Regions from separate parts of the Homo sapiens genome. Here region 1 is linked to region 2. A link is an interaction called in ENCODE POLR2A ChIA-PET data of the cell type or tissue named here. Cell type or tissue: PC-9. All regions are shown on one strand. Each heading gives the region's core, and the rest is flanking DNA. Links, peaks and the distances in the headings are about the cores only.

Region 1 (7,726 bases), core at 1,655-6,654, 210 kb after region 2:
AGCATGTTACCTCGATTTAGGACAGCAAGCACCAGAAAAATTCAGGACAAAATCTATGATCAGTGGCTGCCTCTGGAGGCCCTGCTATAATAGTTGAGAGCAGAGATTTTTAATTTCCATTTTTCATGTTTTTATATGTTTGAAACTTATCATTTTACCATAAGTACATGTTTCTTATGGAATTTTTTAAAATTAAAAAAATGGGTTTTAAGTACTGTGGTCTTCACCAGTGCTTTTCAGATGCAGTTGATAGGAACTCACTGAATTGAATAGATTCATGGCCTTCACCAGATTACAAAACCCACTTATCTTTAAAGAACCTTCTTCAGATGGATGTGAAAGATCAAAATAAAGTCTCAGATATTTCTTTTTTTTTTTCTTAAGAGAAAAAAAAAGAGTAGCTGTGTGAGAACTCTAAAATATATACACAATTAGCACAGTTCGACTACAGGCATAAGTCTCCAAAAGAATGACTGTTGCCCCCGATAGTTCATGCCACTACTAAGGAAAAACATGTGCAGTGCTTAATCCTCTTTCTCTTTTCTGAGTGGTAAGCTCTTCAGGTGCTCAGTGATGATGATAATATTGATTATCATTAATGATGATGATGATTGGGATTGAATGAGAGACTGGAGAGCAGAGAGAAGCCCTAAGGAAATTCTAAACCCCTGTGGCTTCTAGGATCTTAACAACACTAAATGTCCCCAAGGCCCTTTTCATGTTTCTTTTGATGAAATCGTTGGAAACTGTGTCTCTCCTGGTATCTCTACTATAACCCTGGCATCTTCATGGAGCAGGAAAAAAATGAGTTGTCTTGGCCAGGTGCAGTGGCTCACACCTGTAATCCCAATACTTTGGGAGGCTGAGGCAGGAGGATTGCTTGAGACCAGGAGTTTGAGACCAGCCTGGGCAACACAGAGAGACTCTCTCTACAAAAAGCTTTTTAAAAATTATCCAGGAAGAAATCAGGGAGGGCTAACTCCACGGATGACACTGACTGGGGATCCTGCATGTGTGTAGACATGGATTTATGAAATAGAGTGGGAAGAAAGAGGAAGTTTCCCTCCCCCTCCCCCTCTCCCTCTCCCTCTCCCCACGGTCTCCCTCTCCCTCTCTTTCCACGGTCTCCCTCTGATGCCCAGCCAAGGCTGGACTGTACTGCTGCCATCTCGGCTCACTGCAACCTCCCTGCCTGATTCTCCTGCCTCAGCCTGCTGAGTGCCTGCGATTGCAGGCGCGCGCTGCCACACCTGACTGGTTTTCGTATTTTTTTGGTGGAGACGGGGTTTCGCTGTGTTGGCCGGGCTGGTCTCCAGCTCCTAACCGCGAGGGATCCGCCAGCCTCGGCCTCCCGAGGTGCCGGGATTGCAGACGGAGTCTGGTTCACTCAGTGCTCAATGGTGCCCAGGCTGGAGTGCAGTGGTGTGATCTTGGCTCGCTACAACCTCCACCTCCCAGCCGCCTGCCTTGGCCTCCCAAAGTGCCGAGAGTGCAGCCTCTGCCAGGCCGCCACCCCGTCTGGGAAGTGAGGAGCGTCTCTGCCTGGCCATCCATCGTCTGGGACGTGAGGAGCCCCTCTGCCTGGCTGCCCAGTCTGGAAAGTGAGGAGCGTCTCTGCCCGGCCGCCATCCCATCTAGGAAGTGAGGAGCGCCTCTTCCCGGCCGCCATCCCATCTAGGAAGTGAGGAGCGTCTCTGCCCAGCCACCCATCGTCTGAGATGTGGGGAGCGCCTCTGCTCCACCGCCCCATCTGGGAGGTGAGGAGCGTCTCTGCCCGGCCGCCCCATCTGAGAAGTGAGGAGCCCCTCCACCCGGCAGCCGCCCCGTCTGAGAAGTGAGGAGCCCCTCCACCCGGCAGCCGCCCCGTCCGAGAAGTGAGGAGCCCCTCCGCCCAGCAGCCACCCCGTCTGGGAAGTGAGGAGCGTCTCCGCCCCGCAGCCACCCCGTCCGGGAGGGAGGTGGGGGGGTCAGCCCCCTGCCCAGCCAGCTGCCCCGTCCGGGAGGGAGGTGGGGGCGCCAGCCCCCCGCCCGGCCAGCCGCCCCGTCCAGGAGGTGAGGGGCACCTCTGCCCGGCCGCCCCTACTGGGAAGTGAGGAGCCCCTCTGCCCGGCCAGCCGCCCCGTCCGGGAGGGAGGTGGGGGGGTCAGCCCCCCGCCCAGCCAGCCGCCCCGTCTGGGAGGTGAGGAGCCCCTCTGCCCGGCCGCTCCTACTGGGAAGTGAGGAGCCCCTCTGCCCGGCCAGCCGCCCCGTCCGGGAGGGAGGTGGGGGGGTCAGCCCCCCGCCCAGCCAGCCGCCCCGTCTGGGAGGTGAGGGGCGCCTCTGCCCGGCCGCTCCTACTGGGAAGTGAGGAGCCCCTCTGCCCGGCCAGCCGCCCCGTCAGGGAGGGAGGTGGGGGGGGTCAGCCCACCGCCCGGCCAGCCGCCCCGTCCGGGAGGGAGGTGGGGGGGGTCAGCCCCCTGCCCGGCCAGCCGCCCCGTCCGGGAGGTGAGCGGCGCCTCTGCCCGGCCGCCCCTACTGGGAAGTGAGGAGCCCCTCTACCCGGCCACCACCCCGTCTGGGAGGTGTACCCAACAGCTCATTGAGAACGGGCCATGATGACAATGGCGGTTTTGTGGAATAGAAGGGGGGGAAAGGTGGGGAAAAGATTGAGAAATCGGATGGTTGCCGTGTCTGTGTAGAAAGAAGTAGACATGGGAGACTTCATTTTGTTCTGTACTAAGAAAAATTCTTTTGCCTTGGGATCCTGTTGATCTGTGACCTTACCCCCAACCCTGTGCTCTCTGAAACATGTGCTGTGTCCACTCAGGGTTAAATGGATTAAGGGCGGTGCAAGATGTGCTTTGTTAAACAGATGCTTGAAGGCAGCATGCTCGTTAAGAGTCATCACCACTCCCTAATCTCAAGTACCCAGGGACACAAACACAGCGGAAGGCCGCAGGGTCCTCTGCCTAGGAAAACCAGAGACCTTTGTTCACTTGTTTATCTGCTGACCTTCCCTCCACTATTGTCCTATGACCCTGCCAAATCCCCCTCTGCGAGAAACACCCAAGAATGATCAATAAAAAAAAAAAAGGAAAAATAAAATAAAAATAAAATAAAATAAAAATTATCCAGGAGTGGTGGCACATGCCTGTGGTCCCAGCTACTCATGAGGCAGAGGTAGGAGGATTGCTTGAGCCCAGGAGGTCAAGGCTGCAGTGAGCTGTGATTACGTCGCTGCACTCCAGCCTGGGCAACAGAACAAGACCCTGTCTCAAAAAAAGAAATGAGTTGTCTTGCTATTTGTAGTGAATTCTATAATTTTGTGTTGCTTCAGCGTCCATTTTGAATATAGCTTTAAGCAATTTCCCATACCAGAAGCAGGGCTTAGTCACCGTCTACAGTTTCCAGTTCTCTGCCTCCTCCCATTTCCTCAATATGGTCAGTTCAGATATCTGGCTCATACAACCCCCTCCTGGTGACAGCCTCCCCGTGGGACAGCTAGATACAACCTACTTGACTGGCTCCACTGACCAGACACAACACATGCACTGTGGAGATACGCCCCAGTGGCCTCCTCTCAGGCACAGCAGGACTCCAGGGCGTCCAGAGCCTGCCTGCTCTGAACCCACCAGGGAGTCCAGAGCCTGCCTACTCTGAACCCACCAATTGGAACTCCCACCTGGGTAATGCCCTGGACCCCAAAAAAAGACACAGGCTCGCAGATCACCCGCACTCTTTCGCTCCCCGCCCGCCGGTGGGCTTCCCATGTCCCAGATGGCTCCCCACTTCCTATCCGTCCTGAGAGGCGCGCCTCCCTCTTCTCTGGGCTGTGGAATGCTCTGCTTCTGTTAACTCACCTGTTTTGTTGAGAGGCCTCCTCTGTGTCTCCCCCAGTCGGATGCACCTGAAACTAACTTCTTTCCTGGTCGGGGCTCTCCTAGAGAGTGGCTGTCTTCGTAGGAATGAACTGGACACAGATGGGACAAGAGCAACGAAGGCGTCTGCCAGGATAAACACGTTTTCTGTGTGTGGGACCCCTAGTCATGGTCGGACACTTAAGCATTAGGCAGTCAGCTGGGATAAAAAAAAAGATTCCATGGGCCGAGCGCGGTGGCTCACGCCTGTAATTCCAGCACTTTGGGAGGCCGAGGCGGGCGGATCACAAGGCCAAGAGATCGAGACCATCCTGGCTAACACAGTGAAACCCCGTCTCTACTAAAAATACAAAAAACATTAGCCGGGCATGGAGGTGAGCGCCTGTAGTCCCAGCTACTCGGGAGGCTGAGGCAGGAGAAGGGTGAGAACCTGGGAGGCGGAGCTTGCAGTGAGCAGAGATCGTGCTGCTGCACTCCAGCCTGGGCGACAGAGCGAGACTCCGTCTCAAAAAAAAAAAAAAAAGATTCCATGAAAGGCACCTCATCAACACCCACAGGAACCCCATGGGGCAGGGCGAGGGTTTACAGCCACTCCGATGGCTATCAAAGGGTGTAGCTCACCTCTCCACTCTTTGTGTCCGAGCAGCCTTGTCTGCTGCTTTGACCAAGAGAATGCAGTGGAAGTGAAGTTATGTAGCCTCAGAGCCTACACCTTCACAGGCCTTGTAGTGTCCAACCTCATCCCCTCGGAACACCTGTGGCCACCATGAGAGGAAGAAGCCCAGGATGAAAGACCCAGGTGAGAGAGTCCCAGGTGTCCCAGATGAGCCCAGCCCTGGCTGTCCCACCTGTTGAGACCCGCTAACAACAGCCCAGTCAACCCACAGGATTGTGAAATCATAAACCAGTGTTGCTTTAAGCCACTAAGATGTGGGGTGGTTTGTTAGCAGCCATAAATAAGTGACACAGAGCTCGGATAACACAGCCCACTAATTGTATAGCTCAGGAACTAGAGGTAAAGTGATTTATTAGGTCCTTAAAGGCAGAATTAAGATAGAGCCCCACAGGCCGGGCACGGTGGCTCACGCTTGTAATCCCAACACTTTGGGAGGCCAAGGTGGGCAGATCACTTGAGTTCAGGAGTTCGAGACCAGCCTGACCAACATGGTAAAACCCCGTCTCTACTACAAATACAAAAAATTAGCTGGGCGTGGTGATGGGTGCCTGTAATCCCAGCTACTCAGGAGGCTGAGGCAGGAGAATCACTTGAACCTGGGAGGCGGAGATTGCAGTGAGCCAAGATCATGCCACTGCACTCCAGCCTGGGCGACAGAGCAAGACTGGGTCTCAAAAAAAAAAAAAAGATAAAGCCCCACAATAAAACCAGTGGCTTCTTTAGCACGGACATGGTTCTGGGGTCTTGATATAGACAGAACAATGTCTGTGCTAAAGAAGCCACTGGGTATTGTGGGGTTTGCATCCACTGTGCCCTGGAAGGATGGGCAGCTGGCTCAGGGACCAGAGCCAAGTAGATGGGGGAGAGTTCTAGCCTGAAGCCACAGGGTCAGACCTTTCTCATTCCCTGACTTGGCAAAGTACCCAGGAGACCTCCAGGTTAGTGTATGGTGCGGGGTGGTGAGGGGTGACAGGGAAAGAGCCTGCCTAAACGTGCTGGGGGCTCCTCCACCTTGTCTGTGACCTGAGCTGAGGAGCTGAGAGGTTGACAAATGGAAGAAACGTCAGAGAGAAGCCTGAGGGCTCCCTCCTGATGGCCTGAGCTTCAGATGAGAGGCTGCAGAATTGGGATGATGCTCCACAGCCATCCCCTTGTTGAGGGCAGGATGGCCTCTAAAGCCTCACACCTGCCATAACCACCACAAGGGCCGCTCAGCCAGCGAAGCCAGACAGGCCTGAGGTGGGGGAAGGGGGGTGGTTAGGGGACACTCAATGATAAGGGAAGGAAATGGGGAAGGAAGAAGGGAAAACGGAGAAAGAAAAGAAACCCCGGGAGGGCTCTGGAAGCGCCCCTCCTCCCCTGGACCTTGGTTGATCTGCTTTATGCCTGCCAGCCAAGGAGGAGGAGGATGAAGGGTCATCTGTGAGGCTCAGGGCAGCCATCCGTTTCTCTCCAGTCCATGCCTGGTCCCTCTCTCTGGGCCATGGCAGGAGGTTTCCCCCCAGCTCTGACCTCCCCAACCACTCATCTCTCACCGTGTCCCACGATGGTAGAAGGAACTCCTCAAAACTCAGATCTAGCGCTCGCTCTCTTACAAAAATGTGACGTCCTCATGGCCTCTGCAAGCTATTTGCACAGCACATTTGAGACTGTTTCTCCCCCATAGCCAGGGACACCTGTACTATCACGTAGCGTTTTCCTTTTAAATGACTCACTTTTCGACTTAAATAAATGTATTGAAGTCATTCTAAGCAATAATACCCATGACATTGTGGGTTTGATGTGCTGTTTATAGTTTTTCGCAATGTGCATTAAAATAATTACATAACTGAAAAATGTAAATGTTCCTTGTGTGCCACCTAAAACCATCCCACTGACTGTATTTCACTCTGAAACCGTATTGAAAGCATACCAGTCAGAACACTTGGGTTGCAAGAAACAGGAACTGAGTCTCTGATTATCGTAAGTAAAAAAAGATGTTATAGGAGGCTGAGGGGGGCAGGGAGAGGCTGGTAGTCTCACAGGAGAGGGAAGAAGGAAGAAGGTCCAAGCTCACAAAGGACAGGGTCAGTAGGTCTAGCCAGGGGTGGGGGGCCTCAGAGACTGGACTCCAGCCCACCGAGGTGCAGAAACTGGATGAATGACAGCTGGGCGTTTTCTGTCTCTACATCACTCTGCGATTCAAATTCCAGCGAGGGAATTCCCATCAGCCTGCTTGGATCCCGTGCCCACCCCTTGGGTGCGATTATGGAATGGATACTGCACAATCAAAAAACTGCTGTTCACCACGAGAGGACTCTTGTTTCCTCTTTACTGAAAATGGCCTCTGTAACAATGTTCATGGGTAGGATAGTTCACAACTTCACATGTAAGGTGGAAATAATTTTGTGTCTTGGGCAGATTTGGTTTTTTTGGGGGGATTTTTATGTTCATTTATTTAATGTTGGAGCTTTTTAGAAGGAAGGGTGAGCAATAGAGGAAATTAATAGCATTATAATTGTCTAGCTTTTAAAAGCAAATTCAATTTAAATACATGAGAAATGCTGTCATCATCACAATCTACTGATTACCTGAACTCCAAAAATATCCCTCTGGCTCACATTCTAAGACCAGTTGGACTCCTCCTGGTTTGACTCAAAAGCTCAGAACCAAATTTTGGCCCACTGATGTTAAGTGTGTGGTTTTTAGCCTTATTCCAATTTTATGTATCCATACTTGTTTTTTATTTTTTGCATCACTACTTCCGAAACTCTACCCACTTTCTCTTATGCAATGTTTCCTGCTTTTGGAATTTTGATTAAATATGATACAAAACAAGTTGGGCAATGTAGTGATGATGATGATGGTGGTAAAGATGATAATTTGCATGCACGGACCCAATAGGATGAAATGGGTCAGCTTTGGTCAAAGCTCCATTGGAGTCAATAGGTGTCAAGTACTCCCACATTTCACAGGTTGGTACAGATCCCTCACACAAGACTTGCAAAAGAAGAGATCAGGAATTTCAATCAGCCCAATACCACCTTGAGGGTATTAAAGAGCTGACGTTGAGGAATGCTAGTGTTGAGATGTGTATGTTTTCCTCTCCCTCCTTCTATGGGGAGAAGTGGGAGAAGAGAGCACTTGTAGGGGGTTGAGGGGCAAGAGGAGAAAATATGTGGCATTTTTTGTTTTTATTTTGAGACAGGGTCTT
Region 2 (7,726 bases), core at 1,506-6,505:
ACACCATTCTTGTTCCCATGTATTAATAACAAAAGAGGAATCAGGTTCAGAGTGGTTAATGCGCTAGCCCAAGATCATAGACCTGATTACTGGAACGGCACGTTCTTGAATGCAAGTCTCTTCTAGTAGCTTTTACTGCTGTCTGCATCAGGAAAGCCACCTCAAAATGCCTACAGGGCAAGGAAGTCATGCAAATAACTTTGAGAAAGAGAAAAGAAACAAGTAACAGAGTGTAGTAAGGATTAATGGGAACCATGGCAAAGGGGAGAATTGCAGACATCTAAAGTGAATTGTTGCTACTCAGAACTCACTCTTACCTTTTAAGAGTGCAGTCTCAGTTGATCTGTCAGGAAAAACTGGAAGTCAGATTTTTACATAAACTCTCCTGTTTATTTTAACTTTTTGTCAAAACAATCTTAAACATCAGGCAGGAAAAACAAAACTAATCTGCAAACCAGATTCAGCTCATGGGCATGCCAGAGGTAACATCAGCTTTTTCTAAATCACTAATGCCAAATCATTAAATAAGATCATTTAGGACCCTCAGTGATCTTCTGATCAGGCTCTTCATTTTGCAGATAAAAATTTTGTGTCATAAGCATTAATTGAAATTATAAATATTAATCCTCATGATAATGTTATTTTACACATAATCCTATTTATTGCCTGGGCTATGTGTAGAAAGAACCTGCATGTTGACACATCAAGGTTGGAATCCCAGTCCTGAGCTGTGTGACCTTAAGCAAGTAATTTAACCACTCAGTTCTTTCATCTGCAAAATGGCAACACTGACTTGGGAATTTCAGTGGAAGTAAGATTTAAAAGGGGCAATTATTAGAAGTTATCATACACAAGGCCTATCAGAGGGAGCTGGCTCAAACCCCTAGTGGTTGCCACTGCCTACCCTCTACCCCTCCAGGCCCTCCTTTGTCTATAAATGTATTTTCTTGCATTATTTGGATAGCTAATTTAGGATCCAGTTGATTTCCTCACCAAGTTAATGTAAAATAGAAACTGGAACTTCTCATTTTGTCTGAAGCAGGCTCTTTTAATAGATTTCTATGCTGCCTTGTTGCATACGTATTGAGTGCCTTGCCTTGTCAAGATTTGAAAATGCACTGTAAGGACTTTAGCTTTGCCCTACTAAAGGTGTTGCTGTCAGTTGAAAGCAGACAGAAACCAAGGCTCCTAAACCGCTCCCCCTTCCTCCCTCAGTTGCCTAAATTCAGTGTGTGCTTTCGTGCTGTAAACAACAATTGCAAGAAAGAGTAGGCGATTTGGGTTTAGTTTCGTTTAGTTTTATTTGAGGTTAAGTGAATCCCACAACAATAAAAAATCAATACTGTATTTGGCCAGAAAGACATTATTAAAGCACCTAGATTAAATGGAACCTAAATAATAGTCCATTGATTTTTTTATCCAACTTTTTGTAATTTACTTTATAAGAAAAAGAATTATTCTCAGTGCACCAAGTGCTTGACTTAGGGCTCAGTATATTCTACAAAATTTTACATGAATTTATTTTTTATTATCTCATTGTATTTGTTCTATTTGTTTTTATAGATGTGTATGAGATTTATTTTTTTAACGCTGGTTCCTAATTCAATGCTTGGTTTTAACAATGAATACTTTCTGCAAGGGTTACAGAGACATTCAAAACATTGACTTTTGCTAAAAGATGGGATTCTTCAGTATTAGTAAATACTGTAGTATTCTTATTTTAAAATCTGATCATAGTGATTAAACCAGCTTTTGACTCTGAGACTACCCAATGCTTGAGTGTCACGTTATTCAAGAATTTCCAATTCCAGGCCAAATAAGACCCAGATAAGCTGTGATTGACAGTAACATGCTAAAATTCAGTCTCCAAACTCAATCCCAGATCATATTCAACAGAAAGTGAACTTCCACAATAATACCCAGTCCTCAGGTGTATTTCATTTTGAAAGTCCTCTTTCCTATAAGTACTGGCAATACTGAGGGCAATTATAGGGAAAATGCCAATTATGACAATATCAAAACAGCCATGGAATGATAAACAGTATGAATTAGTCTCTCCTGCCCAGCCATTTCCAAAAATTTCTGTTCATATCAGGTTTCATAGGAAAAGGTATGATTGCAAAGCTAACTTTATGTACACAATATTGATTTTTGGCTGAAGAAAGCCATATAATACTAAAATAAAGAATGAAGAATACATGCAGACGCACGTATCTGCCAGGCCACTTATTAAGCCCTGCCTGAACCAATGCATACAAGTAGGTCATTGAAAGTCACTGAAAACCGGGGCAGCTCCCCTGGCAGGAGATGTTAACCTGCAGGAGGAATCTTGCAGACAAGTGATACATTTCAGCTGAGCAGCTGTATATTTTATTTATGAATTGATATAAGCATAGAGGTATATAGGGAGAGGAATGCATATAATGCGTAACCTTAAACACACTCCAAAATAAAGATAGATGGGAGAAAGATTTATACCTACACATGCTCTAATTTAAAGGACAACCCTCTCTCCTTACTGCCCTGCCCCAACTCCCCAGTAAAAGAGAAATAAGAGCCTTAGTGTAATTAGTGTCTTTCTTATTTCCCCCAGCAGCGGCAGCATTAACCAGCCCCAGGCATGTGTCTCAGTTAAGACCACCTACGCTACAGCCAGAACAGTGTCATCAACGTGCAGAGGGATCGGGGATCATATATGCCACTTGGTCCAAAAGGCACCAAGGTCCTACATTTTGCAAGAGATCCTTAAAGGGTCATATCTCTCTTCCGAGGTGTCCACACAGCTGTGAGCCCATCTTAGAGAGTATAATACATGTTTGCATAGCATTATGGAAATGAGGTTGGGAAGGGACCTCATATCATTATGAGGGACCTTCCTATTACCATAGGAAGGGATTCTCTAATCCACACACCTCGTTTTATAGCTCTAGGACAACCTCCAGCTACAGGGGCTGCTCAGCAAACACAGGAGAGTAGAGGACCTCAGTGTGGTCAAGAGGTAACAGGATATAGGACATCGCGAAAAAAACATGGGCTCTGAATCTAGGCCGATTTGGGTTCAGATCTCAGCTGTATGCACCAAGGCAAATTCCCTAACTCTTCTGATACTCAATTTATTCATCTGTACAATGGAAATAGTAGTGTAAGTCCACAAGCTGTTATCTGTAGTTCAGAAATCCAAACAGTCCTGAAAACCAAAAGTGTTTCATAATTCATTTCATGCCAAATCTGACTGGAGCTGGAATTGCTTGGAGGTCAAACCTGACCTGAAGTAATATGAGGCTACACACATTATCATTATTTGTCCCATGGTAGCCAAGCACCATGTCAGCACCCAGCGAGGGGCTTCTATGCCAAATGTAAGGCCTCTGGCTCTGTGTCCTCATCCCACAAGCTCAATGGAGAGGCTTCTGCTGGTTCTAAAGCTCCTGGCTCATGGCCACTCATCCAGCTGGAGTAGCAGGTTAGACCAGGACAAGCCCAGAGAATGGCTCTTCTTTTTCAGAGCACAGGGCTATATGGGGGATTCCTCTCGGGCCCATCCCCACTGGCTTAGAGCAGAGGTGTAGGGTGAGAGCCCCTCCAGCTGGACTTATTTAAAACTCGTATTGGCTCAGCTGCAAAATTTCACTGTGGCATTTCCTGACTTTGCTCCTCTTTTTAAAACAGAAAAGGGACATTGGAAAAGGAGGAAATTCCACTTGTACCTTTATGGAGTTTTGTCATTCTGTAACATGTAATCAATTTGGAAAAAGGAATGGCACCTCAGACAGAAAAACTAAAAGTAAAGTGATGCTGCAAAAAATCTTTCAAGACAGACTTTTTAAACCTGGTCCATGGGAGCTGGATTTAAGTTCTGATTGTTATCTTTTTCCCCTCCATTACTAGGTATTTTAAGTTGGGTTTGTCCTTTCCTGATGTCTCCAGCCCAATAGCCTTTTCCTGCTCCTTTCTGAGTGCTGACCTGAGAGGCCCCCTGACTGTCCCCTTCGGGTGGAGAGACAGAACCCATGGCTTTGGCATATGATTAAGGCCAGCCTCACAAGTGGGTAGAGTGAGAGATGATGTGAGGGTATCATGGGCAGGTCCTACTCAGAATAAACCCTGCCTCCCGGCCTTCCACCACCTGAGCTCTTCTCCTTTGAGGCCGGAAAGGTTTTAGTCAGCAGGAACCATCTAAGGGAAATGTGGCTGGATGAGGCTAAGTCTCATCGGCTTAGCACTTCGACGAGCAGAAACTGACAGCCAAATCAGCTGGGAGTGGACACTGGGAAGGTGGGGACAGAACAGGGGATGATGACAAGGAGGGTGCTGCTCAAAGGGAGGGTGACGGCATGTGAAGGATGAGCTTTATCAACTTCCCTATTCTCCATGTCATTTTGGGCAGTCAGAATCCTCCCTGTTCCTAAGCCATCTGCAGTGCTGGCCTGGCAGAGTTGCGTGGCTTCACCCAATCCCAAGCACTTCCGCCCTCAGTTAAACATACAACATTCCAGGCCATATGCAACAAACATTTTTGAGCATCAACTGTGTGTCAGGTCCTTTTGCTAGGCACTGGGAAGAGATAAAGCATGGCCCTGCCTTTGAAAGACTCCAAGCTGTCACCTACATAGAGGTGTCAGGCAAAATGATTTTACTGATTCTCAAAGTAGGTTCCATAGTACATGAAGTCTGGGAGATACAGGGGATAGGTGCTGGATCTAAATTTAAGGAACAGTGTTTTTTTCACAGTGTTTAGAAAGGTCTCAGCAATAATGAAAGATGCTTAATTTTCATAACTTATTTTGGCCCAGAACCCATTTAACATCTATTAACGTAGTTGTCTGCCATGGAACACACTTTGGGACCCACTCTTCTGCTTTATTTCAGCCAGATGTGCTTTGGAATTCAGAATTTGGGGGGTGTTAGCAAGGCAATCTGATGTATCCTTTTTCTATGCTATGTGTGATGGCTGACAGCGTATCAGAGAGAAAACAGAAAAGGCCTAGCTCTGTGAGATATGGAGGCCTGCAGGCAGTGTTTACAGACACGTAGCTTCCCATCAGACTCAAATCTGGGAATGTGTGACCAGATTCCTGTTGTTTCAGCCACATTCATCCCTGTGCTCACTTATTTAGCAAATATGTATTGAACATAAACTATGGAAGCAACTATATTAAAAACTGGTCATTCCCTGTCATCAAGGAACTTGCAGTCTGCCAAGTGAGGTAGGGGAGGCCTGGCAGGTGTGACAAATGCCATGATTAGGGAGTGACCACACATCCTGGTTTGCCTTGGACCATCCCATTTTATGCCTATTATTTATGTACAGTATGTACAGGTGCCCCCTTTAACTCTGTCCTAGTTTTGACAATAGATTACATGGTTTCCCTCCTCCCCCTGAGTTATATTGGGTGCAGGCTGTAGAAGACCATAGGAGGGAGGGTCAGGGAAGGTTTCTCAGAGCATCTGACCCTTGAGTTCTGAATTACTGAGGATAAGATAGCTAGGGACAGTGGTGAAGTCCACACTAAGGGGAAGAAGTAGCAAGTACAAATGATGAGCAGAGAGAGGAGTCAACACATGCAGTTACGAAGGAGACATGTCTCAGGGTAAGGAGTTTACACTCCTTCTAAGGGCCACAGGAAGCTTTTGATGGTGTTGTAAGCAGGGAGTCCCATGATCTGGTCAGCATTGCAGAAGAACCTCTCTGGCTATGAATGGGAGGGGAGGTGGAGCAGGGAGCTGGCCCCATCAGCAGAGCCCCTAGACCAGTGAGAAGGTGGTTGCAGCCACCTAAGGGAGGGGTGCTGGCAGCAGCTGTGGGATAAAGGGAGTAGATGGATGAATAGATGGATGGACAGATGGGTAGATGGATAGGGGAGGTCTTTGGCAGGTGGAGTAGACAGAACTTATTGATGGATGGATTGACTGTTGTGCAGAAGGGAGAGGAAAGAGTTGGAGGTAGCACCCATGCTTGAGCATGAAAGTGGATGATGACATGTTCAATGAGACAGGGGGCATGAGAGGGAGAAACAGATCTGGGAGAAAGCGATACAGTGAGCTTCGTTTTGGACAGGACAAATATAAAGTGCTCTTGCTGCATCTCTGAGAGTCCTTAGCCTTCGCCAGAGCTTCAGGGCTGGAAGGGTAAAGACAAAGGGACATTTAAAAAAATAATGGTTCAGAAACATTCTTGAAACTAAATGAAACAAAAAGCCAAGTCAAACTGTACCGGAGCAGCCTTGTTACTGGCACGATGAATCACTGGCTGCTGTTGTTTGGGAGGCAGTGAATTGAGCCTCCAATGCTAAGCTCCTCTGTTTAGCCCCACAACAGAGCTGGTGTAGACAAGGGCCCTGTAAGCATCCCTCCCACCCATGCTAATTACAGAGCCCTTGGCCTCCTGTCATCCCTACCACTGACAGCTCAGCTGTCATCAGGTGGTCTCAGTCCTGCCTCAGGCTAAAATGGGTTTAAAGTCTGACAGTGGATGCTCTCAGTCATTCACAAGCTCCCTAAGTCAACCACCAGCCATGTCTGTTCACTTGCCACTGCTTCCCTGTGCACCAGACATACCAGGGAGCATTTTACAGTCTGGAAGCAGGGGGCAATGGGATCTGTTTTGCCTTAGGTAAGAGGGTATTAGAGCTTTAACTTGCTTTGATAGTCCTTGGATCTTCCAGTGTCATTTGAAGTCCTCTAGTCTTCTATCTGACCATTTTTAGCTGTATGTCCTTGGCCTCAAGTTTTATTAATATTATTCATCTTGATCATGGTCTGAGAAATTAAAGTGACCACATTTCTGTAATGATCCTACTCTTTCCAAGCAAAGAAGAAAAATGTCTTTGTGGAACATCACTGCCAATAGGGCTCTGCTTGGTAGATGGTGCTGTAGGAGGAGGCATCTGCTCTCTATAGCAATCATGAAATCATCGTACCTACAACCAGCTGGGTCAGTGACCAGAATGAGCCCAATGTCTAGAACCTGAGCCAGCTGAAGATGTATTATTTGCCCCCCAAAGTCTTCCTTTTGTAATTCAGAGGACCAGCCTTTGTATACAAAGCAAGAAAATTCAGGTTTCCTTTCTAAGTTGTTAAAGTGATCCAGGGCCAAGGGCAGTCTTTTAAAGAGATCCTAAAAGAACTCTTGGACCCGAAAATGCGAACAAGTAGAACCTGAGCTGCGTATTTATACTTAGCAGTCCCAAGAAACCTATGGGCATTTGGATTTTATAATGTGATATGTTCTTTGGTTTTGTTTTGTTTTTTTTTTTAATAACTGGAGCCCAGGCTTAGCTTTTTTTTCCCTATACTCTATGTATAGCTGAAATTACAATCATCATAATCAAGCATTTAAGCAAACAAAAATAATCATTTGAAGGCTATTTTCCATAAGCTCTTTAGTTCTCAATTCACTACAATTCCGTTCAGAAGGAAATGTTCCATTTTTTCCTATTGTAGTATTGTCAGCAGTAGAAGCAATGACCAGTTCTCCACATTTAAAATTAATTCCACTTCAGCTTTTCTGAATAAAAACAAATTGATCAAAAGCCTAAATTTTTTTTCCAGGAAGACTTTTTTTCTCTACAGACCAGAATCTACTGGAGAATACCATCCTAGTTATACTGAAAGTAAGCAGTTGGTGTAATTTTGAGCCCTTCTTGAAAAATCAAATTGCTTATCTCTGAGAAATTTTTTAATCTCTAAAATCCCCTTTGCAGTTCACTTCATGTGAATGCTCCTC

What was found. Peaks named below come from ENCODE experiments on the same cell type or tissue, not always from the same donor. Only the 100,000 strongest peaks of a DNase experiment are listed, where the experiment ranks them.
Region 1: POLR2A ChIA-PET joins it to region 2 with 15 read pairs; 2 of 35 experiments call an interaction of 5 or more read pairs at or near these places.

What each region holds. Positions count from the first base shown.
Region 1 is chr3:143,080,971-143,088,696 of GRCh38, reverse strand. LOC105374138 (a long non-coding RNA gene) reads right to left here and starts at 4,985. Exons shown (of 4, transcript XR_924555.3): 1 at 4,479-4,985; 2 at 3,840-3,983. RefSeq lists an enhancer at 3,284-3,423 and a cis regulatory region at 3,207-3,855. In PC-9, for the core only: no CTCF peak of the experiment used is centred there; no DNase peak of the experiment used is centred there.
Region 2 is chr3:143,287,791-143,295,516 of GRCh38, reverse strand. All of the region lies in intron 14 of SLC9A9 (solute carrier family 9 member A9), which reads left to right. Among named protein-coding and RNA genes, the nearest start is that of SLC9A9-AS1, 51 kb to the left of the region's middle. RefSeq lists an enhancer at 886-945. In PC-9, for the core only: no CTCF peak of the experiment used is centred there; no DNase peak of the experiment used is centred there.